Linked DNA regions of Homo sapiens: regions 2, 3 and 4 are each linked to region 1. The links are chromatin loops, found by intact Hi-C in ENCODE. Cell type or tissue: heart right ventricle. All regions are shown on one strand. Region 1 overlaps STXBP6 (syntaxin binding protein 6). Region 2 overlaps LINC02286 (long intergenic non-protein coding RNA 2286). Region 3 has its middle 100 kb from the start of GZMB. Region 4 overlaps LINC02286 (long intergenic non-protein coding RNA 2286).

Region 1 (8,000 bases):
TACCTTTTACAAAATTTGCATTTCTCTATGAGTGAGGCTGAATATCGTTTCATATGTTTAGTTACTTGGGTTTTTTTTTTTTTTTTTTCTGTAACTCCCATTTGTGCCCCTTCTGCATGGGGGCTTTAGCATAGGGCAGGTTTTTTCATTTAGAAAGAATCTATTATGTGCCTGATAAACCTTAGCAGCCTGGTGAACAAAATGGACATGGTTCCTGGCCTCTCAGAGCTGAATGTATCACGGGCAAGACAATAAAGAAGTAGACAAATGTACAAACACACATTTCCTTAGGTTCTGTGGAAAGAAAGAAGGGCAGGTCATGAGAAGGGAAAGCCATGAGGTCTACTTTAGATGTGGTGGTCAGGGGAAGCCTTTCTGAGGAGACATTTAAGTGGAGACGTGATAGTCCAGAAATGATCAGCCGTGTGAAGAGTCAGGGAAAGAGTCTTCCTCACACAGTCACAGCTGTGTGAAGGTTTTCAGGTGTGAAAGTCTCGCATGTTTGGAGAACTGAAAGATGGCCAGGCCAGGTAAGGCCTAGTGGGTAATGGGATGGTGTTTGTTTACGGTCCTGATTGAACTCAGGGGCGTGTGAGGGGCATGGATATCTCTCTCTAGGCCTAAGCAAACCTGAGAACTATAATTTAAGGCTTTTTTTTTTCTAAAGAAAACCCCACGATAAAAAATTAGGCGAGCTGGGCGCTGTGGATCATGCCTGTAATCCCAGCACTTTAGGAGGCCAAGGAGGGCAGATCACTTGAGGCCAGGAGTTTGAGACCAGCCTGGCCATCATGATGAAACCCTGTCTCTACTAAAAATACAAAAATAAGCTGGGCGTGGCAGCGGGTGCCTGTAATCCCAGCTACTAGGGAGACTGAGGCAGGATAATCGCTTGAACCCGGGAAGCAGAGGTTGCAGTGAGCTGAGATTGCGCCGTTGCACTCCAGCCTGGGTAAAAGAGTAAGACTCTGTCTCAAATAAATAAATAAATAAATAAATAAATAAATCAATCAATCAATGAATGAAAATTTAGGCCAACGTCTCTTGTGGGTTTGCTTATGGAATTAAGGTCTGTGGGAAGCGCTAGAAGCCGTCATCTGTTGACAGACTGTTGGATGGGTTTGAATGGCTTCCAAAGTAGATTCAGCACTTTCTCCTCCTTCCCCTTTCCTGCCGCTCATGCTTTGTAAGGATAATGTTCGTTAGAGCTCCCATCTACCCCTCATGTGGAAACCTCAGCCTCTTTCTGCCTTCCTTCCCCTCATCCCACCTCAGCAGAGAGGAATTGAACAAAGAGAGAAGCAGGACAGGGAACTGCAGGAAGCCTGGCTGGGGCGGGGGGCCACTGGTTCGCACTCCTTCCACCTGTGGTGTCCACATCCAGCAGATTGGGCGGGTGGTAGGTGCACAAGGGCAACCTTACGTAGGGAGGGTGGCTCAGCCACCATGGAGGGTCATGGGGGAGCCAGAGGGCAGAAACATGAAGTAGACGGCTTAGACCAGCTCAGCATTAGACTGAGGGGAGACAGTTACGCCTTCTTCCCGTCCTTCCTTCTGCTGTTTCCACAGGGAAAGTGAGGCCAGGCTGGGCAACCCCACAGGGCAGCAGAGAGCTGGCAGCTGGGTCTTCCCTAGTCAGGATGACAGTGCTGCTCTCAGGGAGTGGTGTTGAGGTGAGCCGAGTTTTACCTGAAAGGATGGCCTTGGATCGCATCTTTCCATGCGTATCCTGTCTCCCTGGGATAACTGAGTCACCATTACTTCCACTTTTACCCAGTGAATTCCCAAAACTTTGGCCATTGCTGTGGCCCCTCTATGTGACTCTTACATTAGGTGACCAGATGTAAGGACCTGAGTGTGCCTCACTTCAGTCCCCATGCTGGGGGAGAGGATGTCCACTCTCCCTGGCTGCTTTCTAAAATTTTGTTGTTTTTGATAACTGTTCCCAAGTGGGTAGAGATCAGTTTCTCCAACAGTATGTCAGACTCTGAAGAGTTGTCAGTGGCCCTGGGGTGGACTGTGTACAGGCTGACAGTCTGGCACCACACTCTCCCTCAACCCCTGGAATGCTCTGAATCTCCCCCTCCCCGGGGTGGTCTCCAGTCCAGCTGTCTCTTTCCCCGAGCAGGTTGGAACTGTCTTCTACTATTGCCTTTGTTCTACTTCCCATGCTGGCAAATAGAGTCCAAGTGTCATGAGGTTTTTTCCTTTGAGGGGGAGAAGGAAGTTATGATACCATCTAGTACTTCAGGGATGAGCTTGTAGGGGAAGGGGTGGTGGTAGATAAGGGAATCCTCTAAATGTTGAGTGGGACCAGTGAAAGATGCAGGTTTTAGTGAGTAATACACACCTCCTCAGCACTTTGGACTTCCCAGAGCTCTTTCACATTCCACAACCCACTTCACTCACCAGGCCTCTGAGGCAGGCAGGGTGGGGACGATTTTCCTGTGCAACACAAAGATCCAAATACAGATTAAACTGTATCATTTGCTTAAGAACACAAAGCTAGTGACAAAGCCAGGAGGCTCTCTGCTAGAAAGGATCCTAGCTAATTTACTTTTACAAAAAGAAATTTGCAAACTGGCTGCAATGGCTCATGCCTATAATCCCAGCACTTTGGGATGGGAAGCAGGAGGATCACTTGAGGCCAGGCAGGAGCGTAATGCACAGTGCAATATATAGAGGAGTAGAGTTTGAGATTTTGGTTGGGGCAGCTCCACTGTTATAAGTAGCATGATCCCCCTTGCTTGGACTGTCCTTTACAAATGACCTAATAATAATGTTGGTCATTAATAGCATCATGGCAAATATGGGAGAACATGGTATGCTGACAACATAGTATTTCTGAGACCTTCCTTTTAGCTGAACGCCTCAAGATGCTTCCAGAAAAGGTACGTTATTACAAATTTACACATTAGTGAGATGTTAGTTACTTCCTTTTTTCTCTTAGAGCTATTTTCATTCTAGACCCAGGTTCAGTTTGTGGAGTAAATGGTTCTCTTTAAATTACTGTCAACTTAAGTCATTTGGGAGTGGCTTATTTTTGAGAAAGGCCTTCCCAGCATCTTTGGAATCACACCAATATATCTGTATAACAACCTTAAACATTGTTTTTCAAGGGGAGTATGAATTATTGTCCAAAGGACATGTCACATCATCTCCCAGATCATAAAACCATTCATTTCCATCCCCATAGTTGATGACAGACATGGAGGCCAATTTGTCTCACTTCTCTCTTTTGCGAATTTAGCCTTTTTGGAATTTTTTCCAGAAAGTGCCCAACACTGGGCGCCTGTAGTCCAGGAGTCTCTCCTTTATCCCAGAGCTGGTATCTATGGAATGTCAAGGGGTCTTCATCCCTGGGCCATAAAAATGAGTGCATCTCGGTACAATAATGTCTGCCCCGTGTGCCCTGTGCTTACGTGAATTTAAGGAGGGTTTGTCTGTTCTACCAGCCAGCAGCACAGTGCGGCAGGCATCCAGGCCTGTAAAGTTTACTGCTTTGTTCTGGGTCCGTTACAGGGAAGTAGCCCACTGCCAAGCTGACATACATGGAGCCCTTATGTGGCAGGCACGGGGCTAAAGGTTTTACATTCATTATTTCATCAGTCCTTACAATGATCACCCCCATTTGAAAGAAAACAGGCACAGAGAGAGTCAGTAACGTTCTCAAGGCCTCACACGTGGTAAAATTGGAGCTGGATTTCACAGCAGGGCAGGTGAACCTAGGTCTTCATCCTAAATACAATGCAATGCTGCCTCCAGGAAATCACCGCAAGGGGGCTCCCTGTCCTCGTCCATGCCTGTTAAAAGGAGCTGTGTTTTATTTTTCCACTCCAGGAGGTGCCAGGTAGGGCACAATTCATACATTCTTATTTTCCTTCTGTTCAAATGCCAAGGCTCCTTCAGTATTGGAAAGTTTCGGACCAATGTAAATGTGTTTGCCAGTATTAGTCACTGTATCTCCAGGTCTAAAAACACAAAACATCCCCTGAAAGAAGCCACTGTACTATGAATAAAATGACATGTTTAATAGTAGAAACCGGATTTACCTTCCTGGGGCAGTAAAACAAAGGAATTGTTTTAAGGAAAGCTAACAGAACGCTTGAGGCTTCAATCACTAAGGATGCAGTGTTACAATTAAGGGATTTTCTTCAGATACTATGGATCATCCAAGCCATGTTTTAAATCGCAGGGTTAAGCTCAGAGAACCCAAGGGCTCATTTTTCTTCTTTCCATGTCATCTGACAAAGTGGCAAAGCAATTGTGATACAATGTTGTGGGACAAAGGCTCCATATCTAAGGTTGACAAGTGACACCTGGGACTTGCAGGGCTAGAAATTCCTGTCCAGCTCTTGACACATATAAGTCTGGATGTGTGATGAGGCCGGGAGCCATAGAAACAGGCATCCTTGGGTTGGCTGAGTATGCAAAAGACAGGAAAATAATGTACAAAAATATCTTCACTTTTTCTGAGAAAATCAGTAGCATTTAAAACGTCTAACAGACAAAATGTGAGAGCAATAATAATACACATCGGCAAACAACTCAGCATCACGTAGGTCTGTCCATTAGTCCCTGTGTGCTGAAGGAGGCAAGGCAGCTTTGCCTCATCGAACTATGTCCATCAGTGGCCAGTGAGATGGACCACGGGAGCAGACACTGTTATGCCCAGGGTCATGACTTATGAGCAGAAAGAAGAAAATGTAGCAGAAAACTTTAGGGGAGGGAGAGAGATGGGAAGTGAAAGTACAACTCTGGAAATCCTGATGAGGATTCCAGATGAGGCTCAAGGGAGAATTCCAGATGAGGCTCAAGGGAGAATTCCAGATGAGGCTCAAGGAAGGTTCCAGATGAGGCTCAAGGAAGGTTCCAGATGAGGCTCAAGGGAGAAAATAAAATGGGGGTTAAGGCAGGTTACACTATAGTAGTAATAGAGCTTAAATGCACATTATATTTAATTTTCTTGACAGCTTTTTTTTTTGAGACAAGATCTTGCTCTGTCACCCAGGCTGGAGTGTAGTGGCACAATCACGGCTCACTGCAGCCTCAACATCCCAGGCTCAAGTGATCCTCCCACCTCAGCCTCCTCAGTAGCTGGGACTACAGGTGTGCACCACCAGGCTTGGCTATTTTTTGTAGAGATGGGGTTTCACCATGTTGCCCAAGCTGGTCTCGAACTCTTGGACTCAAGTGTTCTGTCCACCTCAGCCTCTCAAAGTGCTGGGATTACGTGCATGAGCCTGGCCCTCGACAGCTTTAATTTGCTGGTTTAAAATCTAGTAAATATCTGGGGAAGCCAGGTGCCCGGTCATCCCAGACCTGCTGGAATTTTTTTTTTTTCTTTAGAAAACACAACATGACCAAGGACATCAAAATGGCAAGTTTGGGAGTAAATGTATATTTCTAAAAACTCCCCAATTGGTTGTGGCAGGCAGCCAGGGTGGAGGAACTGCTCTAAGAAGCCACTGTAAACCAACACTTTATTTATGGGTAATGCCTTAGGGAGAGCTAAAGCAGGATTTAAGAAGGGCCAGGAAGCAAGGAGAAGGACATGGACAGGAGAAAGAAGACTGTTCAAAAGGTTGGGGCGAAGGTATAAATGAAGGCAAATTTAGCATCAGCTTGGCTTGGTTACACAAAACCATTTTAGATGTATTTTCTAGATTTTAAGAAAGCAAACCACAAGAAAACCCGTCCTTTGCACCATCTTGTTAAAGAGGACTGTTAGTTAGCGCATTCACATTTAGAGAACATGAGACTTGCCTTGTGGGTGGGATGTGTCCTTTTTCCATGTCTCTTACATCTTTGCTTATCTTCATGCTCTGATAATGGTCCACCTGTGGCACTGCCACAATTTCACTGGCACTAGGAAGTACTGTCCCCTGCCCACCCATGCCAAGATAGGCAGGAAGTTGGCATAAAGTGACTCAGGGGGCTATGCAGGAGCAGCGCACAGCTCTCTTCTCCATGCCTGCCGAGCGTGCTTATGTGAACATGCATACGTACATCCGGCTACCACACAAGTTAGCCTATGAAAGGCACACAGAATGGGTGGCAACAGAAAACAATACTCAGACATTTGCATCTTGAAATTTATTTCGGGTGTTTTCCACCATGCCTCCCCTTCTGTTCCCCCACATCTGCCCCAATCTGCTTGTTTAGGCAGATGATTATGATAAGTCAATCGTTTTTCCTAAGCATGTTCTCATTGATGCAGGAGAAAGGCACCACTGCTTTTTTATATTAATCCTCCCATAAAATTTGAGAGTTGGTTGTGGTATAATCGCTAATAAAAATTACATTAAAAAAGGATAATCTCTGCAGGGCAATCAGCTTATAATTTAGTTCACAAGAGCAAGTGCCTTTAAATGCATAATTCACTTAAGGCTGGGTCCTCATCTACCCAAACATATCTCTGCTCGTTCTCCTCTGACAAGTGAAGACTGCAGGTCTCTCCTTTCCACCTGCCCTCCTCCCAGGAAATATCTCCAAGTCCCCCTTGCTTTACCGAGCATCCATGCCAACCCAGAGACAGCTGTTCTGCTGCAGTAGTCACCCAAATCACTTCCCTTGAAAACAAATGGGGCGGTGCAATATGTTGCATTTGCTTTTCCATAAAAATAAATTGACACAATACAAGCAGGTCTTCTTTCCCATTTAACAGGGCAAGAAACTAGTCTGCTGAATGAGGGCACATGCAATAAAATGAACTCAAATGGAGTACATCACTGATATCAGCAGAAAGGTAATTATTAATCAGCTTAATTGCTTCACCCAGGAGAAGGAAAAAAAAAACTTGCTGAATAGATGCCCATTGTCTAAATTAAGGTTAGCTCTTTAGTCTTTATTACATTCCAAGCTTTTCCATTAGAACATATGTAATGACATTTTATCATCATGCTAATACTAGTTCTGAGGTTTCCCCTTAGGCACATAAGATTTTCCTATTAGCATAAAAAATGTGGTGACATGTACTTATTTGGTAGTGTTTTATAGAGTTCATAAATAACTGCAAGAAACAAATTTCATCACAGAGTTAAAATATTTAATGACAAAATTAGGGTTTGTTGTAATAGTGAATCAATAGAGCAGGTGTTACTTATCTCTGAATTAAACAAAAATTATATTTGACATCTCAGAGAACTTCTGAAGAATAACTGTATGACAGACATCAGTAGTGTCACAATTTCTAAAATTAAGAGCTAAACCTATCTTTAATGCCCCTTATTTAGAGCATCCTGTAAATAATTTTAAATAGATGCACAACCTTTGCTAGCCACAAAAGTAGTATTAAAACAGTTTTCACTGTAACTTAAGTCTAACACGTAATCTGAACTTCTTCAGAGCTTGAAAAAAGGTAACTACTGATCATGTTACATTTTACAAATACATTCTTTAATATGAAACATTAACCTGAATAACTGCATACTTTCTGTACACAGGTATCTAATAATACTAGTGAGAAATACTACAGCTATATTCCAGGAAGAAGTGGTAATACTGGAAAGTTTCTTTCCTTTTTGAGTTGTCTATACAATAAGTCCTTCACAGAAATATAGTATCCCAAAATTCATAGAGAAGTGCAGAAATGAAACAAATGAAATGTCTTCTGACAAGCTCAACCAAACTGGTCCCAAATCATGACAGTTATTTTGTCTAAGACCGTATTAATACTTTGCACTGCAGCACCTTCTACAAGAGGACAGCAAAGAACTTCACATGTGTTATCACTGGGCTCCTCTGCAAGAGGCTGGGAGGTAAAGGAGGGGCAGGGATTGCTGTTACGGCCCTCTCTGTTGTGGGGAGGCCTAGGTAGGACTTTGACACTGAGAGGTCAAAGGTATGAACGCAGCCTGGAAACTAATCATTAGAGGGGGCTAATAAAGATTCGGATGGGCTTTCTTCTAATTCAGGCTATTTCCAATGAAACTTAGGTCTAAAAGGATAAGCAGAGAGTGAGGAAAGAGGGCAAGACATGGAATACTTATATTTATCAA
Region 2 (8,000 bases), 340 kb after region 1:
AGGGAAAGCCTAAGTTGGGAAAATAGAAGTGTGGTTTGTGAAGTCTCAGTTCCAGAAACATAAGGCAGAGAGAAGAGTAGCTTTGGAATTGGTAGATAATAATTTGTACATACACACACATGCACATCCAGCAAGGAAAAAATATGCATAGCTACTATAATCCTCATTTCCGTAACAACTCGAGGTCATAGTTTATATTATTCTTCTAGAAGTATTTTATGTAAAATAAACATATTTATATAGGTATAAAATTAAAATTACACACACATATATATAAGTATATATATATATATATAAAACCAAACAATCATTTTGAGATGACTGTAGATTTACCCACAGTTCTAAGAAATAATATAGAGAAATCCCATATACCCTTACTTACTTTCCTCCAATGCTAATATCTTACAGAACTTTAGTACAGTATTACAACTAAGATATTGACATTGATACAGTCAAGATGAAGAGAATTTTCATCACAAAGATTCTTGTAGCATTCTTTTATAGTATTCTTCCTTCTTTCTCACCCATTCCCAACCTCATTCTTAGCCTCGGGAAATCACCAACCTGTTCTCCATTTCTATTATTTTGTCATTTCAAGAATGTTATATAAATGGGCTCATACAGTACCTAACCTTTTGGGATTGGCTTTTTGGGCTCACCATAATTCTCCGGACATTCATTCTAGTTGTTGTGTGTATCAATAGTTCACTCCTTTTACTTGCTGAGCAGTATTGCATGTATGGATATACCAGATTTTGTATAACTGTTCACTCATGGAAGGACATCAGGGCTGTACGCAGTTTTAGGCTATTACAAATAAAGTAGCTAAAAACATCCATGTATAGGTTTTTTTATGGATGGAAGTTTTTTACCACCCCCTTCCCGCCCCCCGCAACTAAAAGCTGGTCTATTTTGGGTTCTCCATTCTGTTCTTGGGTTGGATGACAGTTGCATATTTAGTTTTATAGGAAGCTGCCAAAATAATCTCCAGAGTGTCTGTAGCATTTTATATTCCCACCAGCAATGTATGAGTGATCCAGTTTCTACACATTTTTGTCTGTATTTGGTGTTGTCACAATTTTTTATTTTAGCCATTCTAATAGGTGTGTAATGATATCTCATTGTAGTTTTAATTTACATTTCCCTGCCAGTTAATGATGTGAAATGTCTTATAATGTACTTATTTGCCACCTGTATATCCTCTTCACTAGTATGTCTGTTTATGTCTTTTGCTCATTTTCTAATTGGGTTTTTCCTTGTTAAGTTTTTAGAATAGTTTATGTATTATAGATACTAGTCCTTTGCCAGATACATTTTTGCAAATATTTTCTCTTAATCTGAAGCTTGTCTCTTCATCCTTTCAACAGAACCTTTTACAGAGCAAAAGTGTGAATTTTTTTTTTTTTTTTTTTTTTTTGAGATGGAGTCTCACTCTGTCGCCCAGGTTGGAGTGCAGTGGCGTGACCTCGGCTCACTGCAAGCTCTGCCTCCTGGGTTCACACCATTCTCCTGCCTCAGCCTCCAGAGTAGTTGGGACTATAGGCATCCACCACCATGCCCGGCTAATTTTTTGTAAAAAGTATGAAATTTTGATGAAATTCAATTTATCAATCTTTTCTTTTATGGCATGATTTTGGTGTCAAATCTAAAAATTCTTTAGTCTTAGATTCTGAAGAGTTTCTCTTATTACTTTTTTCTAAAAGTTTTATAGTTTTAAAATTTCACTTAAATCTTTAATCCTTTTTTTTTGGGTGGGGGGGACAGGGCCTTGCCCTGTCATCCAGGCTGGGGTGCAGCCTTGACTTCCTACACTCAAGCCATCCTCCCACCTCAGCCTCCTGAGTAGCTGGTACCACAGGCACATGCCATAATGCCTGGCTAATCTTTTGTACTTTTCTTTAGAGATGAGGTTTCACCATGTTGCTCAGGCTAATACTTTTTGAGTTAATTTTAATTTGATGTTGAAGCTTAGGGCCACGTTCATCTTTTTGGCTTACGGATGTCCAATTGTTTCAGCACCATTGTTGAAAAGTTATCGTTCCTCCATTGAATTGTTTTTGCACCTTTGTGAAAAAGTAACTGCACATATTTGTATGGGTCTATTTTGGGTTCTCCATTCTGCTCCATCAATGTATGTGTCTATTTTATCACCATGTAGCCTTGATTACTGTAGCTATATAATTTGAAATCAAGTAGAGTAATTCTTCTTGCTTTATTCTTTATCAAAATGGTTGTAGCTATTCTAGTTCCTTTGCCTTTCCATATACATTTTACCATAATCTTGTCTACATCTACAAATTCTCTTGCTGGAATTTTGATAGAAATTACATTTGACCTGTATATTGAGAAGGCTGTGAGTTAGGTTAGCAATTTGCAGAATCAATTTCCCTGTAACCATCTCCATTGTTTATTTGCATATATTAATATTCATTGACACACAAGCCAGTGTGTGCCTGTGTGTGCATGCATGTGTGTATGTAAAGAAAAAAGGGGGAGGGAGGAACTTCTTCCTTCTCCTGATTTGGTGTCATATGAGGTATAAGCAGCTCAGTGAGGGTTTGGGGCACAGGTGAAAAATCTACCAAATAAAATCTTTAGATACAACCATTAAGATGTGACCAATTTGGTTGAGGTATTTTGATGCAGGCCATTTAAAACACAGTATCACTGTTGTATTGCCAACTTATATTAGTAACGAATATCCCTGTGTCATTTCTAACCCCCATTCAAATCATGGAGGATTTTCATATTCAGTTGTGTTTATTTTTGTATTGGCCCACATTTTTGTCCTATGTATAAAGTTTAAAATTAATTTTTAAAAAATTTGAATAGGCAATGGATATATTCAAAATTTAAAAAATGTAATACATCATATAATACAATCACAAAAACATCAAAACAATATATGAAGAAGCAAACCTTATATTCTTATAGCCACACTATCCATATCCATTTAATTCTACCCCGCCCCCAACAGGTAACCACTTTTTAATTTGTTTATCATTCCAGGGAATAACCCGCATATATGTTTACATATACACTTAGAGTATTTACTTCAAAACACTATCATTAAAAATGTAAATAAATTTTGACTTTTTATTACTTTGTCTGACAGTAAATATGGTCTATGATCTCAGTTTGTTCCATTTTTAAAAAACACAATTTGTAATAATGTATCTTGAGAGTGAATACCCTCATTTGTAAAATTTTTGTTAAAACTTAAATCTTGGCAAGTTTTCCCCTCACTTTCTTACCTTTTATGTAACAATATTGTTAGATAAATCTGTTTAATTTTAAGGCCTGAAGATTCTTTATAAATCATGTAATCTTACTCAAGACATTTTGAGATCAGGAGAAGAGAAGGAGTGTGTTCAGGACCACAGGGTCAATTTGTGGCAGAGCTGGGAGTGGAACAGAGGCCCAGTCCAGAGCTGCCCTCTGCCCACACTCCTGAATACACCCATTGCTGTGAGATGACTCAGATTTATTGTTACCATGGCTGAAATCCATTGGAAAAATGTTTCTGCCATTCATCTCAATCCTCTGCTAGTCATGTGGTTTATCCTTTATAAATGAGGATTTCTTCTTTTTTGTTGACAGTTTCATGATTTTAGTTGTTTCTGCTCTCTTAACATTTGCCCAGTTCAATGATTAATCCTCTGATCTGAGCCCACTTAGACTGGAGTAATATCTTGCCAATGAGAATGAGCAAGTGAATAATTGAAATTTTTATTAAGGATGAAATTTCTTTACTATGTTATATTTATTATATATATGATAGTTTCAACTTTCTGAGTCTCTCTTGTCAAATGCATTCTTTCTCATTATCTCCTTTATAAAATGTTTAATTTAAATGGTCAGTCTTCTGTTCTTATGCAGGAGAATGTCAGCCTGATCCTCAACCAATTAATACCACGTTTCAAGTTGGGTTTGACTTCTACTAACGTAGTAGTCTGACCCCTAGTGGTTATAAGAAACATCTGCACGGCTTGTAAGCAAATTTTGACTGAATTTTCTGAAAAGTGAATATCGGACAATGAATTTCTCCTTGAAAATAAATAAAATAAAAATAAGAGAAGAATTTTGAGTCCATAGAAAAAATAATAGGGAAGTTCAGGTAAAATCATGTTTCTATAAAAATAATTTCAAATCGGTATTTTTACTGATTTTTTAGTATTATGTGATCAGGCTGCACTTATGTAACACATTTATGGTGAACATAACACACTTATGTTCCAGGAATTCATTCTATGTTATTTATTGGAAACAAAGCTTGTTTGCCCCCAAAATTAATGTTTTGTCATTGTCCCAGCATGCCCTTTCTAGTCTGCGTAGAATTGGGATCAAACTTAGAGCTGGATGACATTTTTGTGGTCTGAAGATCAGAGAGCCAGAAAGGACTGGCCACAAAGTGAAGTCACAAAGTGAAATTATCAGTAAATCTAAGCAAACTCTGTCTTTCATGAGGCCCTGAGGTCTAGGAGGGCCTGAGTCACATCAGGAGAGTACAGCCTGCCCTTGATTCTTGGGAGCTGGGAGGCAAAGTCGTGCTGCAGGGGAGAAGGAGGAGGGTCTCAAGAGTGCAGATCCAGAAAGGAACAAACTGTAACAACTATAAATGCAGTATGTGCTTACTGTAAAAATGTCCAAACAGAAGGATATGAAGTAAAAGGTAAAAATTCCTCCTTTTTTTCCAGCCTGAGTTCCGCCAAAACCATAGCCTAGAACTATGTACTTAGACATGCAACCACCAGACATTTTTTTGTGTGCATGCATGTGCGCACGCGCACACACACACACACACACACACACACGCACTGTCTTATTTCACATGGGTTCATGTTATACATATTGTTCTATAAATTGATTTCTTCACTTAATAAAATATCTTGGACATCTTTTCAAGTCAGTATATTCTTATTGTCTGCCTATCTACTGTTCTGATACAAGAATGTGGGCTAATTTATTAACTATCCTTAAGTAATTTACATGTAGATGTTTTTAAAAATTTTCTGCTATATAACCAGTGTTTTAATAAACATCCTAGGGCTTGTAACTACAGACTTATACAAGTATATGTGTGTGTATATATATATATATGGAGTAAATGCCATTAAAATGAAATTTTAGGTCAAAGCTTATGCATAATTACAATCTTGACAGTTAATAAAAGCATATTTTTGAAATTGATATTGTCCCATCTCCCTTTCTTCACTTATTCCTTGTTCCTGGTGCCCCTTCCCAGGCCCTGATGGCTTTATATTTCTCTTTCCCTTAGTCAACCCTGCCCTTTGTCCTTTATGCACATCTAACCTTTTCTTTTGTGAAAAGAATGAAGTCTTCCCCTGTGAATTTCCTCCACTCCCTTTGCTCTGTGTAGATGTGCTGACACTTTTTTCTCTCCCTCTCTCTTTATGCCTCTCAGACAGCTGAGGAAGAAGCACCCTTCTAGCCTCCACCTGTTCACTTTTGCCACATCCCTTCTTATACTTTCTGAGCCCTTCTCCCATCAGGTATCCCTTAATGCTTCTTTAATCTCTCCTTTTTTACTTCTTGTTTCTACCTGGTTATAAAATGGTATCCTCTATCCTTTAAGCCATGTTTTCCATAGGCTGTCTTCTAAACACTATTTTAGGAGGTACTCAGTGGAAAAAATAATCATTTCGTCAAATAAATTTGAGTCATTCATATACTGTTAACTTCCTTTTGAATATTTAGAACTCACAGTAGCTTGTTAAAGGTGCTGAGAAGTTCTGCAGTAATGAAAAGACATCTGCTTACCTTTGCTTACTCTGTATATCCCTAAATTATTTTACCATAAAACCTACCCTTTCCCTTTTTAATCTTCTGTAATGTTTTTTAATATCTATAGATACCTTTTGGGAAATTTTTCTTGTCTCTGCAACTCTAAATTCTAAAGCTAAGGTTTTTTAACTCTGCCAAATTCCAAAGCTAAGGTTTTTTCTTCTATTTTTTAAATTAAAAAAATTTTTAAATGGGTAGATAATCATACATATTTATGGGGTACGTAGTGATATGACAATACAAACAATGTGTAATGATAAGATTGGAGTAATTAGCATATCCATCATTTCAAATATTTATCATTTCTTTGTGTTAGGAGCATTCAATATCCTCCTTGTAGCTATTTGAACCTTTATATTGTTATTAACTATAGTTACCTACAGTGCTATAGAATTTTAGAACTTAGTCCTCCTATCTAGGTATAATTTCGTATCCTTTAACAAATCTCTCCCTACCTCCCATCCCTTTTCCCCTACACTTCTTAGCCTCTAGTATCCTCTGTTCTACTTTTTACCTCTATGATGTTAACTTTTTTTAGCTTCCACATATGAATGAGAACATGTGGTGTTTAACTTTTTGTTCCTGGCTTATTTCACTTAACATAATGTCCTCCAGTTCCATCCATCAAATGTCATATATATACATGATATGGTTTGGCCATGTTCCCATTCAAATCTCAATTTTAATTGTATCACCCGGAATTCTCACGTGTTTTGGGAGGGACCCAGGGTGAGGTACTGAATCATGGGGGCTGGTCTTTCCTGTGCTGTTCTTGTGATGGTGAATAAGTCTCATGAAATCTGATAGGTTTATCAGGGGTTTCCACTTTTGCTTCCTCCTTATTCTCTCTTGCCGCGCCGCCATGTAAGAAGTGCCTTTTGCCTCCTGCGGTGATTCTGAGGCCTCCCCAGCCATGTGGAACTGTAAGTCCAATTCAACCTCTTTTTCTAATGGCTGATAGTATTCCATTGTGTGTATATACCACATCTTCTTTATCCAGCCATCTGTTGTTAGATCCTAGGTTGATTCCCTATCTTGTCTATTGTGAATAGTTCTGTAATAAAAATGAGAGTGAAGAGGTCTCTTTGTTACACTGATATTCTTTCCTTTGGATAAATGCCCCAGTAGTGGGATTGCTGGATTATGTGGTAGCCCTATTTGTAGTTTTCTGAGGAACCACGTACTGTCTTTTGTAGTAGCTTTGCTAGTATAAGTCCTACTAAACACATGTAAGTTTTCCGTTTCTCTGCATCCTTGCCAGCATTCATTAGTTTTTATTTTTTGATAATAGGGGCTGAGATCATACCTCGTTGTGGTTTTGATTTGCATTTCTCTGTTGATTAGTGATGTTGAACATTTTTTTCATATACTTGTTGGCCATTTGTGTGTCTTTTAAGTTTTTTAAGGTCTAGAGTATAAAATTTATCTCTGCACTTTAAAAAAATACTGCTTATTCTTAGACAACCCATTGCAACATGGTCTCTACCCTGACCATTCTACTGTAGTCCGCTGAACCTATTTGATTCTGGGTTCCCGGTTGCTAAATTGGGGCCTTTCTCTCAGTCCTCCTGTTGAATTTCTTGCTAAGGAAACAAATGTTTTTTGTTACCAGAGTTTTTGATTTAATTGCAAAAAAAATTAGTAATTGATACACATAGGTCTTGAAACTTCTTCCCTTTCCTCGCTTCTGAACCCAGGAACTCTCCAAGAGCACCAGTTCATTTTGAAATTCTCTTCTTACGGCAGACAGGGATTCAGGCAGTCCAGGAAAGTCTGCTAGTTGAGAGAAACTTGAGCAGTTCCTCTCAACTAGCAGAGTTCCTCTAAACTTATAAAGAAATTGCCACTACTTCTCCTGTGTGCCCTTTTTTCACACAGGAGTAGTGGCAATTTCTTTGTAAGTTGAGCATTGTCTAAATAGTTCTAAAAAGAAGATGCGGAACTCACATACCAGTTCAAGAATCTTTCATCTGACGAGAAGGTAAAGCTGAAAATCCAGACACTGTGTGGAGTAATGGCAGTGGGTAATTACCCAAATATTTATATTTTCAACATTTAAAAATTTTTTTCTACAGCTATTGTTGGGAGAAACAGCTGAGTCATTTGTTCATGTTGACTAGGTTTTATTTGTAGAATAACTTACATTATTTTCGAGTTGGCATGTTGTCATCATTTCCTATTCTGTTTCCAGGGTC
Region 3 (8,000 bases), 71 kb before region 1:
CAAACAGCATGGTACTAGTACCAAAACAGACATATAGACCAATGGAGCAGAAAAGAGGCCTCAGAAATAACACCACATACCTACAACCATCTGATCTTTAACAAACCTGACAGAAACAAGCAACGGGAAAAGGATCTCCTACTCAGTAAATGGTTCTAAGAAAACTGGCTAGCTATATTGATAACTGAAACTGGACTCCTTCCTTACACCTTATACAAAAATTGGACTCAAGATGGATTAAAGATTTAATGTAAAACCCAAAACCATAAAAATCCTAGAAGAAAACCTAGGCAGTACCATTCAGGACATAGGCATGGGCAAAGACTTCATGACAAAAACACCAAAAGCAATTGCAACAAAAGACAAAATTGACAAATGGGACCTAATTAAACCAAAGAGCTTCTGAACAGCAAAAGAAGCTATCACCGGAGTGAACAGGCAACCTACAGAATGGGAGAAAAGTTTTGTAATCTACCCATCTGACAAAGGTCTAATATCCAGAGTTTACAAAGAACTTAAACATATTTACAAGAAAAAAACAAGCAACTCATCAAAAAGTGGGCAAAGGATATGAACAGACACTTCTCAAGACAAGATATTTACATGGCCAACAAACATATGAAAAAAAGCTCAACGTCACTGATCATCAGAGAAATGAAAATCAACACCACAATGAGATACTATCTCACACCACTCAGAATGGTTATTAAAAAGTCAGGAAACAATAGATGCTGGTGTGGCTGTGGAGAAATAGGAATGCTATTACACTGTTGGGAATGTAAATTAGTTCAATCATTGTGGAAGACAGTGTGGCGATTCTTCAAGGATCTAGAACCAGAAATGCCATTTGACCCAGCAATCCCATTACTAGGTATATACCCAAAGGAATATGAATCATTCTACTATAAAGACAATGCACACATATGTTTACTGCAGCACTATTTACAATAGCAAAAACATGGAACCAGCCCAAATGCCCATCAGTGATAGACTGGATAAAGAAAATGTGGTACATATACACCAGGGAATACTATGCAGCCATAAAAAAGAATGAAATCAGGTCCTTTGCAGGAACATGGATGGATAAAGCTGGAAGCCATCATCTTCAGCAAACTAACACAGAAACAGAAAACTGAACACCACATGTTCTCACTTATAAGTGGGAGTTGAACAGTGAGAACACATGGACACAGAGAGTGGAACAACACATACCAGGGCCTATTGGAGGGTGGGGAGTGAGGGGAGGGAACTTAGAGGATGGGTAAATAGGTGCAGCAGATCACCATGGCACATGTATACCTATGTAACAAACCTACATGTTCTGCACATGTATCCTGTTTTTTCTTTTTTAGAAGAAATAAAGAAAAAAATCTTATGGAGAAGCTCAAAAATAAGCTTTTATTGTTTTCCTGTGAATACTAGCAGTGGTAAAAAGCATTACTCCAAAATTACAAAGAGGAGCTGTCCTGGTTAATAACTCTGAGTGCCCACAAAGCCCCAAACAAGTTTATGAAACTTTGAGACCAATACAAATGTATACTACAGGCCTCATATTTTGCTGCAGTCTGGTTCTAATTTTCCCTGTTGGGGTCAGGGTTTTGAGACACTACAATGCCACTTTTTAATGATGGTAAATTTTTAGCATTGCCTTCACATTTGGGGGTAGCATCCATTTTGATCCTCTTCCTTATCTTCTCCTTCTCCTTTGCCTTTTGCATTATGATTCTGCCTTCCTTTCTCACCCTTAGGAAGTAGACTTTCAGATCCACTCCAGTGATTAGTTGATGATTGGCGGGGCCTATCCCTTTGAGGATTATTTTGTCTTCTTTTCCATCAAATCCCCTTAGGCTCCAAATCATAGGCCTAGGGACAATATTCTCACTCCCTGTTCTTTATCCTCTCTAAACATCTCTGGCATCTAGCTTTGCACAAAAACTAATACAAAATCAGCACAATCACATTGCAAAACCTTTTGGCAGCACCTGTGCAAGCTGATTGTATGCACATACTATGTCCTGTGATCCAGCAATTACACCACTTGGCAAATACCTAACAAAAAAGGGTATATATGCATGCAAAACAAATGTGTATAGATGCTCATACCAGCACAATTCAGAACAGTAGCTAGAATAGTAACTGGAGTCAACTCATCATAAGAATCGATTAAAAATTGTGGTACATTTATTAATATAGCAATGAGAATAAATTGCAACTAACAACATGAATTTCCCTCACAAAATAATGTTGAGCAAAAGAAACTTGACACAGAAGAGTATATATTCATGTATGTGTATGTGTGTATATTATAAAAATAGGCAAAATTCATCTACGGCATAGAAGTTAGGATAGCAGGGATGGGGCTGTGGCGAATGACAGGAAGGAGACACAACGAGGTCTTCTGGGTGCTGGAATGATCTGTTTCTTGATCTGAGTTCTGGTTAGGTAGTTGTGTTCACTTTGTGTACCTTTCCATTTGCATGTTATATTGCAATGAAATTTTACTTTAAAAGAAAAAAATCACACATTGAAAATCACTCTGAGACACATTCATCTTTTTCGAAAACATACAGCCATTTCTGTACAAAATACAGCCACATAGCAAGCTCAATTCTACCACTGAACAAGCTACTTTTGATTATCATCTTAGCAGTCTTGATTATTAGTGTCAGTGGTAAAGCTTTGTACCTAGCTAAGAGCTTTTCTAGGAGAAGTAAGCATGATACCTGCAGAAATTTTCCAAATGTTTGAGAGCCTAGTATGAGTTCAGGTATTGTGTCAGTCGCCATGGTGAGAACAATGAGTCTCTGGCCTCAGAGGCCTCCTTGGCTATTTCTTTGTTTTTATTATACTTTAAGTTTTAGGGTACATGTACACAACATGCAGGTTTGTTACATATATATTACATGTGCCATGTTGGTGTGCTGCACCCATTAACTCGTCATTTAACATTAGGTATATCTCCTAATGCTATCCCTCCCCTATTTCTTGACTGTCTCACTCCCCTGCCTTTCTCCCCCCGGGCCCCATTCACATACTCTGCTGAGTCTACCATGTTGTGCCATCTCCCTCTCTTTTCTCCTGTGAATACATCAACTTTCTGTTTGTGAGACCATCCTGTAATGCAGTTGGAGGGCAATGGGGCAAGAAGGCAACTGAGAATTGGATTTCAGATATCGCTAATCATGTACCTATGTATGCCACCTCCTAGATACCATCTCCACCCCCACTCTGCTGTTCATCGCTGTTGCTAACCTGTTACCTGAAAACCTAGGCCACGATATGACCAGTTAACACACCAAAGTAATTTGAAGAATTATATGCAAGTAACAAGAAACATTTAGCGATCATCCAGAAGTGCTTACTAGTAAAGTAAGAATATGTCAGAAACATGCCTGTTGTTTAGGTACTGAGATAGACATTCTGACTCTATGGTTCAAAACCTGGGGTCCCTGGATCTCTGTGTAGGAACCAGGTCCTTAAGTTATGTGCAATATGTTAAAAAGTCACAGAAATTGCACACTTACCAACAATATTTTACAGGCTAGGTAAAGTATGAATTTTTATGTTGAACTAGAAATACATAACCTTTGTGTAGTAAGCTTGGTTACTGCATGTTGGTCACAAGTTCTGATTGGCAGTTTTCTATGACTTTAATAGATGCAAACTGGTAGACTAATAAATACGTAATAGACAGAGTTTTTCTGAAAGAAAAATTTCAAAATGTGACGTCTCTGGAGTTAATAAAATAATAAAACGGCTTTTCGGTAGTGAACAATGTGGCAAGTACTGATGTAGTTTCAGACATCTTGCCCTTCTACAGGACCAGCAGAGGGCGCTAGAATTAAATTATTCCCTTGATCCATTCTTGCTTCAAGGACTCAAGAAAAAAAAAGGTGGTGATGATTACAACGAGGCAGAGTCATGTGAAGATGCAAGAGTGACAACATACTGGGCTGGCAAGTCCATTTCATGTAATAACTTCTAAGGAATAGGAGGGGTAGCATGCAACGAGGAACAGTTTTTTTTGATGGCAGTTTTGTTTTTATTACAGTCAATAATTGCTCACAATTGTTTAGAACTAGGGCCTCCCTACTGTGCGTTCATTCAGGACATAGCTGAAAGAATAAGCCCACCTCTGACCCCCTGAAGTGTCATTTCATCAAAAGAGGCAGGTGTGAGTGTGTTGAAACAGTGACGTCTTGGCATTGCTGGGCTTGATTCCTCCTCCTCTTTCCATTGTTCCTCCAAGGATGACCCTGGAGGAATTATTTCTGGCACTAATAAGTAGGAAGGTGAGGTTCTCTTTGATGGGGGTTACAAATCTCCACTTTTTTCTCACCCAGCAGGTATTAGGAAGATGCACCCTGCCGTGCTATCCTGAAGAAAACCTCTGCCCCAGGAACAAACAGTCAGGACAGTCTGGACTCTATTATTTCATTTCTTCCACACAACTAATTGTTTGTTTCTAGAGAAACTGAACATGTGTCATCTTGTTTCACTGCTTTTGGTAACTACACATTTCAGTGATTACTATTCTACAGAGTCACACAGAGTTTCTTTAAGGCACATAACCTACTTAATTATAAGGATTCTTGTATTCATCACTTCTTCACATCTTCAATGGTCCTACTGTTTTCAACTTACTTGCTCAACCTGGATACTAGGCTTCCAAATTAATTTTATTTATTTGAACATGTTTTTATTTTATTCTTTAATTGACATATAATGATTGTACATATTCATGTGGTATGTAGGGATGTTTTGAGACACATAGTGTATAGTGATCAGATTGGGGCAAATAGCATATCTATCATCTCAAATACCTATTATTTCTCTGTGTTGGGAACATTCCTCTAGCTATTTAAGACTATATATTATTATTAAGTATAGTTATGCTACAGTGGTAGAGAATACTGGAACTTATTCTATCTATCTAGCTGTAACTTTATATGTAATTTTATATCCTTTAACACATCTCTCCCTGTCGCTCCCTTACCCCATCCTTCCCAGGCTCCACTATCCTCTGTTTAACTTTTTGTTTCTATAAGATCTACTTTTTTTAGCTTCCACATAAGAATGAGAACATGTAGTGTTTAAATTTCTGTTTCTGGCTTATTTCACTTAACATAATGCCCTCCAGTTCCATCCATGTTGCCTCAAATGAAAGGATTTCTTTCTTTTTTTATGGCTGAATCATATCCCATTGTGTATACAGACTACATTTAAAAAGGCATTCATCTGTTGTTGGACATCTAAACTGACTTTATATCTTGGCTATTGTCAATAGAGCTGCAATAAACATGAGGATACAGATGTCTCTTCAAATATACAGATTTCCTTTTTTAATTAGTCCATTTTCACTCTGCTGAAAAAGACATATCCAAGGCTGGGCAACTTATAAAAGAAAGAAGTTTATTGGACTCACAGTTCTACATGACTGGGGAGGCCTCACAATCATGGTGGAAGGTGAAAGGCATTTCTTACGTGGTGGTGGCAAGAGGGAAGAGCTTGTGCAGGGAAACTTTTGTTTTTAAAACCATCAGCTCTTGTAAGACCCATTCACATTATACAGCACATAAAAGACTTGCCCCCATGATTTAATTACCTCTCACCAGGTCCCTCCAACAACACATGGGAATTCAAGATGAGATTTGCGTGAGGACACAGCCAAACCATATCATTCCACCCATGGCCCCTCCCAAATCTCATGTCCTCACATTTCAAAACCAATCATGCCTTCCCAACAGTCCCCCAAAGTCTCAACTCATTTCAGCATTACATCAAAAATTCATAGTCCAAAGTCTCATCCAAGACAAGGCAAGTCCCTTCCTTCTATGAACCTGTAAAATCAAAAGCAAGTTAGTTACTTCCTAGATACAATGGGGGTACAGGTATTGGGTAAATAAAGCCATTGGGTAAATACAGCTACTCCAAATGGGAGAAATTGGCCAAAACAAAGGGGCTACAGGCACCGTGCAAGTCCAAAACCCAGCTGGGCAGTCAAATCTTAAAGCTCCAAAACGATCTCCTTTGACTCCATGTCTCACAGCCAGGTCATGCTCATGCAAGAGGTGGGTTCCCATGGTCTTGGGAAGCTCTATCCCTGTGCCTCTGCAGGGTACAGCCTCCCTCCTGGTTTCTTTCATGGGCTGGCATTGAGTGTCTGTGGCTTTTCCAGGCACACAGTGCAAGCTGTCTGTGGATCTACCATTCTGGGGTCTGGAGGATAGTGACCCTCTTCTCACAGCTCAACTAGGCGATGCCCCAGTAGGGACTCTGTGTGAGGGCTCTAACCCCACATTTCCCTTCTGCACAGCCCTAGCAGAGGTTCTTTATGAGATCCCTGCCCTAGCAGTAATCTTCTGCCTGGGCATCCAGGCGTTTGCATACATCTGAAATCTAGGGAGAGGTTCCCAAACCCCAGTTCTTGACTTCTGTGCACTTGTAAGCTCAACACCACCTGGAAGCTGCCAAGGCTTGGGGCTTGAATCCTCTGAAGCTATGGCCTGGGCTCTATATTGGCCCCTTTCAGCCATGGCTGGAAAAGGTGGGATGCAGGGCACCAAGTCCCTAGGCTGCACACAGCATGGGGACCTGGGGCCCAGCCTATGAACCCACTTTTTCCTCCTAGGTCTCCAGGCATGCGATGGGAGGGGCTGCCATGAAGAACTCTGACCTGCCTGGGAGATGTTTTCCCCATTGTCTTGGAGATTAACATTCGGCTCTTCATTACTTATGCAAATTTCTGCAGCCAGATTGAATTTCTCCTCAGAAAATGGGATTTTCTTTTCTATCATATTGCCAGGATGTGAATTTTCTGAACTTTTATGCTCTGCTTATAACTGAGTGTGTTTAACAGCACCCAAGCCACCTCTTGAATGGTTTGCCGCTTAGAAGTTTCTTCTGCAAGATACCCTAAATCATCTTTCTCAAGTTCAAAGTTCCACAAATCTCTAGGGCAGGGGCAAGATGCCACCAGTCTCTTTGCTAAAACATAACAAGAGTCACCTTTGCTCCAGTTCCCAACAAGTTCCTCATCCTGGACCACCTCAGCCTGGACCTTATTGTTTATATAACTATCAGCATTTTTGTCAAAGCCATTCAACAAGTCTCTAGGAAGTTCCAAACTTTCCCACATTTTCCTATCTTCTTCTGAGCCCTCCAAATTGTTCCAACCTCTGCCTGGTACCCAGTTCCAAAGTCGCTTCCACATTTTTGGGTATCTTTTCAGCAATGCCCCACTCTATTGGTACCAGTTTACTATATTAGTCCCTTTTCACGCTGCTGATAAAGACATACCTAAGAGTGGGCAATTTACAAAAGAAAGAAGTTTATTGGACTCACAATTCCACGTGGCTGGGGAGGCCTCACAATCATGGCAAAAGGTGGAAGGCATTTCTTAGATGGCGGTGGAACGAGAGAAGAGCTTGTGCAGGGAAACTCCCATTTTTAAAACCATCAGATCTCGTGAGACTTATTCACTATCACGAGAACAACACGAAAAAGATGCCTCCATGATTCAATTACCTCCCACCTGGTCCCTCCCACAATGCTGGGAATTCAAGATGAGATTTCGGTGGGGACGCAGCCAAACCGTATCACTTTCCTTTGGATAAATGCCCAGTAGTAGGATTGCTGGATCATATAACAGTTCTATTTGTAGGACCCTCCATACTATACTTTATAATGGCTGTACTAGTTTATATTTCCACCAATAGTACATGAGTTCCACTTTATCCACATCCTCTCTAGCATTAGCTATTCTTTGTCTTTGTGATAATAGTCATCCTAACTGAGGTTAGATGATACCTCATTGGGGTTTTGATTTACATTTCCCTGAGGATTAGTAATGCTGAGCAGTTTTTCATATATTTGGTGGCCTTTTGTATGTCTTCTTTGGGGAAATGTCTGTTCAGATAATTTGCTCATTTTTAAATTGGATTGTTCATTTTCTATTGAGATGTTTGAGTTCCTTGTATATTCTGGATATAGCCAAAGCA
Region 4 (8,000 bases), 330 kb after region 1:
TGGAACTGGGTAAGGAGAGAATTTCACACACATCACACACACTCATATACACATATTAATACATATACACACATGCACAAATATACACTTACACATACACACAGACTTACATACTCACAAATAGACACACACATACACACACCAGCATTTATGTATCCTAGGGTAAAGACTTTTTACCAGAGACAAAGCTACTAACTTCCATGGTAGAAGAATATATAAGGCTGGGTGCCATGGCTCATGCCTGTAATCCGAGCACTTTGGGAGGCCAAGGTGGGAGAATTGCTTGAGTTCTGGAGTTAGAGACCAGCCTGGACAATATAGGGAGACCCTATCTCTACAAAAAATTTTTAAAAATTAGCCAAGTGTGGTGGCACCACCTGTAGTTCCAGTTACTTGAGAAACTGAGATTGGAGAATTGCTTGAGTCCAGGAGGTACAGGTAAGACCGTGTTGGCTGTGATTGTGCCACTGCAATCCAGCCTGGCCAACAGAGCAAGACTCTCTCTCTCTCTCTTTTTCTCTCATTGTGGAATGATTATTAAATGATGATTACTCTATATAGTACTATATATATATAGTCATATATATATATTCATATATATATAGTCATATATATATATACACACACACACACATATATATAAAGTCAGAAAACTCCACAGACATTAGACCTCATAAGGCAAGTCACTCTGTGCTTACACATCCCAAATGTTTTGTTCTTCGGAGCCTTTTTAAGAATGGAAGGAAAATAAAAAATGCAAGAACTTTTTATGATTATTTATTGTGCCACTGCTAATTTGAAGCCTGCCACTCATAACAAGGGGAATGATGATTACTATATATATAGAAATATATAGTAATATATTCTATATATATGAAATATATAGTAATATATTCTATATATATGAAATATATAGAATATATTCTATATATAGTAATCTTATTCTATATATAGTAATATATAATAAGATTACTATATATAGAAATATACAGTAATATTTTTATATATATTTTAATATCTAGTAATATATATTACTATATATGTTATATGTAAAACAATATATACTATATATAGACATAGTAACATATATTACTATATATACTATATATAGACATGTCTATATATAGTATATATTGTTTTATATATACTATATTATGTATGCTATATAATATAATAAAATATATAATATGCTATAATATATAACATTATATAATATATATCTCAAAGGATGGTTAAGCTTTCAAAAGGCAGGGATAAAATAAGGGGCAATTTAGGAAAATAGGAATATATAGTATATTATGTATAAACAATATATACGATATATTATCGTATATATTATGTACGATATATTATCGTATATATTAAATACTATATATTATTGTATATAATATATACTATATATAAATGTATATGATGATATCTATATTACTATATATTTCTATGTATATAGTACTATATGTATAGTAATCATCATTCCCCATGTTATGAGTGGCAGGCTTCAAATTAGCAGCGGTACAATAAATGATCATAAAAGGCTCTTGCATTTTTTATTTTCTTCCATTCTTAAAAAGGCTCCAAAGAACAAAACATTTGGCATGTGTAAACACACAGTGACTTGCCTTATGAGGTCTAATGTCTGTGGAGTTCTCTGATTACCATCAAGAAAAGCAGAAGGAAAAACATTGGTTCAGGATCATTTCTACTTATCCTTTTCTTTCCAGGTAAAAGAAATCTTTACCTGGGTCTAGACCAGCAAAAGCTCTTTGAAGCAGGAGATACACATCACTGGGTACGGCTGGTTCTCAAACATGCACTTGATTTTATTCACAAGTCTTACAAATCATCACATGCCCAAAGAAACACCTAGGTGAACTAAAGTTCTGATTTTATACACTCACTGCCACCTGTCACTCACAGCCTGCAAGTCTCTGTGCCAATGTCAGAAGCTGGAAATATATTATGATGGTTAAGATCAGTGCTCCTTATCAGTCATTTTCTAGTGGATTGTAAGTTGCTCATGTGGCAAAGTTAACCTCTTAGGAAGAAGGGGTAGATGGAGAACAATAGAAGAGGTGGAACTAAGTTCTGGGGTACTCCAGCATCAAGAGATTGAGGAGAGGGAACTGGGATCAGTTGGATGTCAGGAAAGCAAAGCAAGAGTGTCATCATGGGAACCAAGAGAAGAGAGAGTGATCAGCTCTATGAAATGACACCCCCATTTTTACATCCCCCAATTCCCCATTTATCTTTCTCAGCTGCAAACATGGATGATTTTCTTCTATGCCGTGAGGTCACTGAACGTATAAGTAGAAATTCCTAGCTCTCAGAACCATTTGGGACTTTTGCAACCTATACAAAACTTCAGTATCCTCCTTTTTTTCCTATTTTATATTTTCTCTTTTGAATTTAATCCTCATGCGATTAGAGTACGCTAAAAGGGACCAAGCTTAGATTAGCAGAAGAATTTTACTAAAGGTTCAAGTATGCGTTTGGCAATGAAATTCCATCCAGTATGTATTTACTAAATGCTTACTAAGTATAAGATGCTATTCTCAATGCTGTAGAAAAAAAATTAAAATTCTATGTTCACTGAAGTCAACATCTCAAATGTTGGCAATGTAGGAATGAAATTATCTTAAAAGAGATAATGCATAATTTGCTGTGGAAGTACAAAGGAGGAAGAGATCACATTCAGCGGGAGGGATTATAAAAAACCTGGAGGAGGATTTAGTGTGTGGGTGGACCTCAAAGGGTTGTTAAGCTTTCAAAAGGCAGGGATAAAATAAGGGGCAATTTAGGAAAATAGGAACAACATGAGCAAAGGCACAGAGATGGGAAACTATAGCTTGTTTTTGGAGAAATGGTCATAGTTAAATTTAGCTGAAGCATAAAGATATGTATGTAAAAAAGAAGTGAGTAAGACTGAAGAAGTGATGGCATATGTCAGAGAGTCCTGGGTAGAGAGGCAGTGAGGCAGGGAGGTGGGGAGGCCACATGGTGAACTGCAAAGAGCATGTGCTTCCCAGCCAGAGATGGGTTAGAAATCAAGGATCTCCCCAAAATATTAGTTCTGCAATAGGATTGTCAAATCATGTCTCCAATCTATAATTTTTCTAATACAAAAGACACGTGTATGCTTACCTTAAAAAAAATCCCACGGCCAAACCAAACCAAACTATGATGTTCATAATGATGGCTGTGAGACTTTTTTGTTAAAGCTTTTTGTTAACAAAAAGTTAAATTGTGTTCAGTGTATCTTGTCTAAGAAGTCAGGAAAGTGAATAGGAGGCTGGGGCTGGGTAAGGGCACCTAGGAGTCACTGAGGATAGCTTTCCTGAGAGAGGTTGGTGTAGGTTGTACAGGAAAGAGGGCTGTAATAAGAACTTTTGTGTTTTGAAGGTTTAAAATCCAACTATACACCCCATTCTGAGGGAGGGAAGAGAGAAAAGGATTCTGGATCTGAGAAGTGGTGAATGTTGGAAGAGTCCTGAACGGCATCCCTCGGGGGTGGGCAGCATTTGGGGAAGCTGGCGTATGCGGCACGAGAGTGCAAGGAAGGAAGAGCTGCAACCACGTGGCTGAGCTCAGCCCTGGGAGATGGGGCCGTCCTTCCTCTGGGAGCCACGGAAATTTCTACCTGGGTCTAGGCGGGCAGAGGCTCTGCAGCAGCGGACACGCATGACTGGGTAGAGCCAGTCTTCAACAGTGCCACCGTGTGGCAGAGAGGAGCAGTGACAGTTATAACTCCGTAGAATTATATGCGGGTTCTCCCAGCCCAGCCTTGAAAACTAAGCAGCTCTCTCTTCCTGGAGTGTGAGGGCTTCAGCATCCAGGGACAAAGCCCAGTGTGTACATGGAGAAGGCTTAAAGAAGCCGATACCGTGCCTCTTGATAATAGGGAATATGAAAACTTGATAAATTAATTGAAAAGTGAAGAGAAGTGGCGAATTCAAATTTGTACGGCAGTTCTAAGTGATAATTAGAATAAAATCATTAGACAAAAAGGAAAAATATATCTAGTTCTAAAGCGTTAGCTTTTATCTTGCTAGAAAACTCAGCTGTCTAGAAACTCACATTCCTAAGCGTCTGGATTGAGATTTTCTTTTGGTTTTCATTCATCAGGGAATGAAGTGAAAGGATTGAATTTTCACGTTACACTTAACTCAGGCTTGATAAGAGTCTGGAGGAGACAGTCTCTAATAATCCTATAATCCTAGATGTCCTGTCTATACCTTTTAACATCTCTGCATTTACTCCTTGAGTTTCTTGTGGTTGAGGAAGGATTTTGAAAGGGAGATGATGAGAAAAACATCACTCATATTAGTTACTGACTGAATTACATCCATTTCTGGTCAGTCGTCATTAGGTAAAGCTCTAAATTTCAATCAGGATCTTGGCTAATTGTACTTTGGATTTGATAAGGAGTCATTGAAAAGTGAGCAATGAATAAGATTAAAGCTAGGCATTTCTTCTTTTTAAACTAATGTATCATTCATTATTGGTTTAGTGCTCATCAGGTTTTGGTAAATAAATAAAAATCTTAGATTTGGAAAGTTCTACAGTGGTCATTTAGTTCAACCTTTTATTCCCAGGCAGGAGACCTTTTCTGCAAAATACCTGACTTTTTGTGACAGAAGATCAATCAATTCAGGATCTGCTAAAACACACCTAGGGATGTAAAACTCACCACTTTGTGAAGCAGAACATTCACCTAATATTCAGAGTGTAGCCTGGGGGTAGCAACGGGGCATCCCTGGAGAGTTAGTAGGAAATGCTCGATCTGAGTCCCTATCCCAGACTTGCTGAATCTGAATCTTCCCTTGACAGGATTCCTGGGTACTGGGTACTCATATATACGTAATGTTTGAAAAGCACTGGCTAATTCTATCGTTAGATGGTTTCAAATGTTAAATGGTTTCAAACTGACATCTTACTAAAACCTAATGTTCTGGTGTGGTCTATGAACCCATCCCCACAGCCTCGGCTGTTAGCCCAGCTTCTGGCCATTCCTGCAGTTATAAAGCTTTGGCCGCCACTGCCATTGTGGCCACCTCATCTCCTTACACTCAGTAGTTTCTGACTTTCCTGGGTGTGACGGCTGGGCTTTGGCACAGCCTTGGTCACATTTTCTGTGGTAGGAGCTGTGGCAACTCCAGGGCTTGGGCCAGATCAGATCCTGCTGCACCACTGAGGCTCTGGTTCTCTCAGTGCCCCTTGAAGGGGTAGGAGAAGGTTACTAAGAAGTTTAGGGGTATTTCACTTTGGGAGGCTGAGGAGGGCGGATCGCTTGAGATAGGGAGTTTGAGACCAGCCTGGCCAGCATGGTGAAACCCTATCTTTACTAAAAATTCAAAAATTAGCTGGGCATGGTGGCACATACCTGGAGTCCCAGCTACTGGGGAGGCTGAGACAGGAGAATCCCTTGAGCCCAGGAGGCGGAGGTTGCAGTGAGCTGAGATCATACCACTGCACTCCAGCCTGGGTGACAGAGTGAGACTCTGTCTCAAAACAAAACAAAACAAAAAGAAGTGTAGGGATATTTGTGCCATGTGGAGAGTGAAGAGTCAGGAAGTATCCGGGAAATAAATGACTAGCTCCTCTTCTTCCTGCTGACTGCTGCATAGTGCAGTGCCTGCCCTGCTTCTGCAGAGACGTGTGACCAGCGGTGTTTCTTGGGAAGCTGTGTACAGCCTGATAACATACTATTTTTTTCTTGCTCTCCCTCCTTCCTTGCCATGCATGTCTTTTTTTTTTTTTTTTACCTTTTGCCCCCAGAGAAAGCAGTAATGCCTAAGCTTTGCCTTAGAGTCTGTTTTCTAAGGAACCTAGACTAAGACATCTGCCCTGTATATGTTTCACTCACTGCTTCTAATTCTGCCATCTGTCTGGCTTTGGAATGGTCAACATCTTTCATATACTTTCTTCCTTCAAATTCTACAATGCAGCTACCAGGCCTTCTCTTTTCTTGGTCAAACACCCTCAGCTTCTTTTAATGATTCCTCAAAATGCAGTTTTAGTCTCTCACCTCTTGCCTCAGTTTAATATGTCATTGTCTTAAATTGTGGCTCCTTGACTGCTCCGTTGGGTTTGGTCAGTGCAGGGCTGAGTTCATGATGGGAGGATGGGCTTCTCATTTCCTTTATTGTGGGTATCATACTATTAATACAATAAATACAGCTATCCTGACCTGGACCTATTCTTGTGGGAATGCTGGCTATTTGGGTTGTGGTGACCTGACCGGTTAAAAATGAGCTTAGGGAAATTAGATTGAGAGTGAGCAAGGTTTAGCCTTCTGTGTCAGCTTCCGAGGAAGGCCAGGGTCCTCCATTGGCCCTGGAGTTCTTTAGGATGTCTGCTTTTTCTTAAAGATAAATTTGTGTTGACTCCCAAGGCAGAGGTGGTGAGATGAGGTGTTCACGTTACTTCCCAGGAGCTTTGCCCTCCTTGGGGTTAGAGTCTTCATTTTCTATTGCCTAGACAAACCCAGAGCCAGAGGATTCCTTAAAAACATTCAAGATTGTACCACATTCACAAGAATGTGAATCTCGGAGGATGACCTAATAGCCATATGAACTGTTCTAAAGTCTAGAACATCTTGTTATTCTGGATCCCCCCCCCTTTTTTTTTTTTTTAAAAAAAAAAGACTCTATCCCCTACCAAGTTTTAGAAACTTTTATGCTGTATGAATCGGCATTAGCTGAGTGCTTATAGGGAGCAAGCACTGTACCAACTTCATGGGAAGCACAGATAAAGGTAAGAGATAATGCCTCCAGGGTCTTGTGAAGGCAAGACATATATTACAAAAGATACCTAATATGAGGAGCCTATGACCACTGAATGAGTTCAGAGGAGGGGAGGACCCTATGGCATGGACAAGTTAGAGAGGCGCTATGGAAACTTCAGTGAAGAGACCTTTAGATTTATGGTATGACTCTTTCCTTTAGCCCTCCCAGCAGAAAGTTACAGACTGGAAACTATGTTGGTATTTCCCTTATACCTAAAGGCAAAGGACATGTCATGTTCTTGATATTTACAGAACACTATGAAAACATATGGTGCAGTACCTTATCGGGGCAGAGAAATGACTACATTTTTGCTTTTAGTTAAAAACACTGGGTTGAATCAGGGATTCCCAGGCAAGATGGCCAAATAGGAACAGCTCCGGTCTGCAGCTCCCAGTGAGACTGATGAAGAAGGAGGGTGATTTCTGCATTTCCAACTGAGGTACCAGGTTCATCTCACTGGGACTAGATTGACACTGGGTGCAGCCCACGAAGGGCAAGCAGAAGCAGGGTGGGGTGTTGCCTCACCCGGGAAGTGCAAGGGGTCAGGGAACTCCTTCCCCTAGCCAAGGAAAGCCATGAGGGACTGTGCCATGAGGAACAGTGCATTCTGGCCCAGATACTATGCTTTTCCCACAGTCTTCGTAACCCACACACCAGTAGGTTTCCTCGGGTGCCTGTGCCACCAGGGACCTGGGTTTCAAGCACAAACTGGGCTGCCTTTTGGGCAGACACTAATCTAGCTGCAGGAGTTTTTTTTCATATCCCAGTGATGCGTGGAATGCCAGCAAGACAGAACCATTCACTCCCCTGGAAAGGGAACTGAAGCCAGGGAGCCAAGTGGTCTTGCTCAGTGGATCACACCCACACAGAGTCCAGCAAGCTAAGATCCACTGGCTTGAAATTCTTGCTGCCAGCACAGCAGTCTAGAGTTGACCTGGGATGCTGGAGCTTGGTGGGGGGAGGGGCCCCCGCCATTGCTGAGGTTTGAGTAGGCAGTATTCCCCTCACAGTTTAAACAAAGCCGCCTGGAAATTTGGACAGGGCGGAGCACACCACAGCACCACAAAGCCGCTGTAGCCAGACTGCCACTCTAGATTCCACCTCTCTGGGCAGGACATCTCTGAAAGAAAGGCAGCAGCCCCAGTCAGGGGCTTATAGATAAAACTCCCATCTCCCTGGGGACAGAGCACTTGGGGGAAGGGGTGGCTGTGGGTG

Evidence for each region. A loop is a pair of places that touch in the nucleus more often than their neighbours do. Peaks named below come from ENCODE experiments on the same cell type or tissue, not always from the same donor. Only the 100,000 strongest peaks of a DNase experiment are listed, where the experiment ranks them.
Region 2: a loop joins it to region 1, with 13 times the contacts of the local background. A loop is called at or near these places in 43 of 110 quality-filtered maps.
Region 3: it touches region 1 in a loop (2.3-fold over the local background); 23 of 110 quality-filtered maps call a loop at or near these places.
Region 4: a loop joins it to region 1, with 10 times the contacts of the local background. A loop is called at or near these places in 79 of 110 quality-filtered maps.

What each region holds. Positions count from the first base shown.
Region 1 is chr14:24,802,628-24,810,627 of GRCh38, forward strand. It overlaps STXBP6 (syntaxin binding protein 6), which reads right to left. Exons shown (of 6, transcript NM_001394410.1): 6 at 6,827-8,000. Among named protein-coding and RNA genes, the nearest start is that of GZMB, 170 kb to the left of the region's middle. In heart right ventricle, CTCF peaks have their summits at 3,779 (motif pointing right) and 3,994; a DNase peak (open chromatin) is centred at 3,774; H3K27ac peaks cover 2,184 bases.
Region 2 is chr14:25,147,159-25,155,158 of GRCh38, forward strand. The region is part of intron 2 of LINC02286 (long intergenic non-protein coding RNA 2286); the gene reads right to left. Among named protein-coding and RNA genes, the nearest start is that of LINC02286, 5.1 kb to the right of the region's middle. In heart right ventricle, a CTCF peak has its summit at 3,969 (motif pointing left); no DNase peak of the experiment used is centred here.
Region 3 is chr14:24,731,269-24,739,268 of GRCh38, forward strand. No RefSeq gene overlaps it. Among named protein-coding and RNA genes, the nearest start is that of GZMB, 100 kb to the left of the region's middle. In heart right ventricle, a CTCF peak has its summit at 3,824 (motif pointing right); a DNase peak (open chromatin) is centred at 3,831.
Region 4 is chr14:25,129,293-25,137,292 of GRCh38, forward strand. The region is part of intron 3 of LINC02286 (long intergenic non-protein coding RNA 2286); the gene reads right to left. Among named protein-coding and RNA genes, the nearest start is that of LINC02286, 23 kb to the right of the region's middle. RefSeq lists silencers at 3,571-3,865, 3,767-3,816. In heart right ventricle, CTCF peaks have their summits at 3,717 (motif pointing left) and 3,926; a DNase peak (open chromatin) is centred at 3,679; H3K4me3 peaks cover 653 bases; H3K27me3 peaks cover 1,532 bases.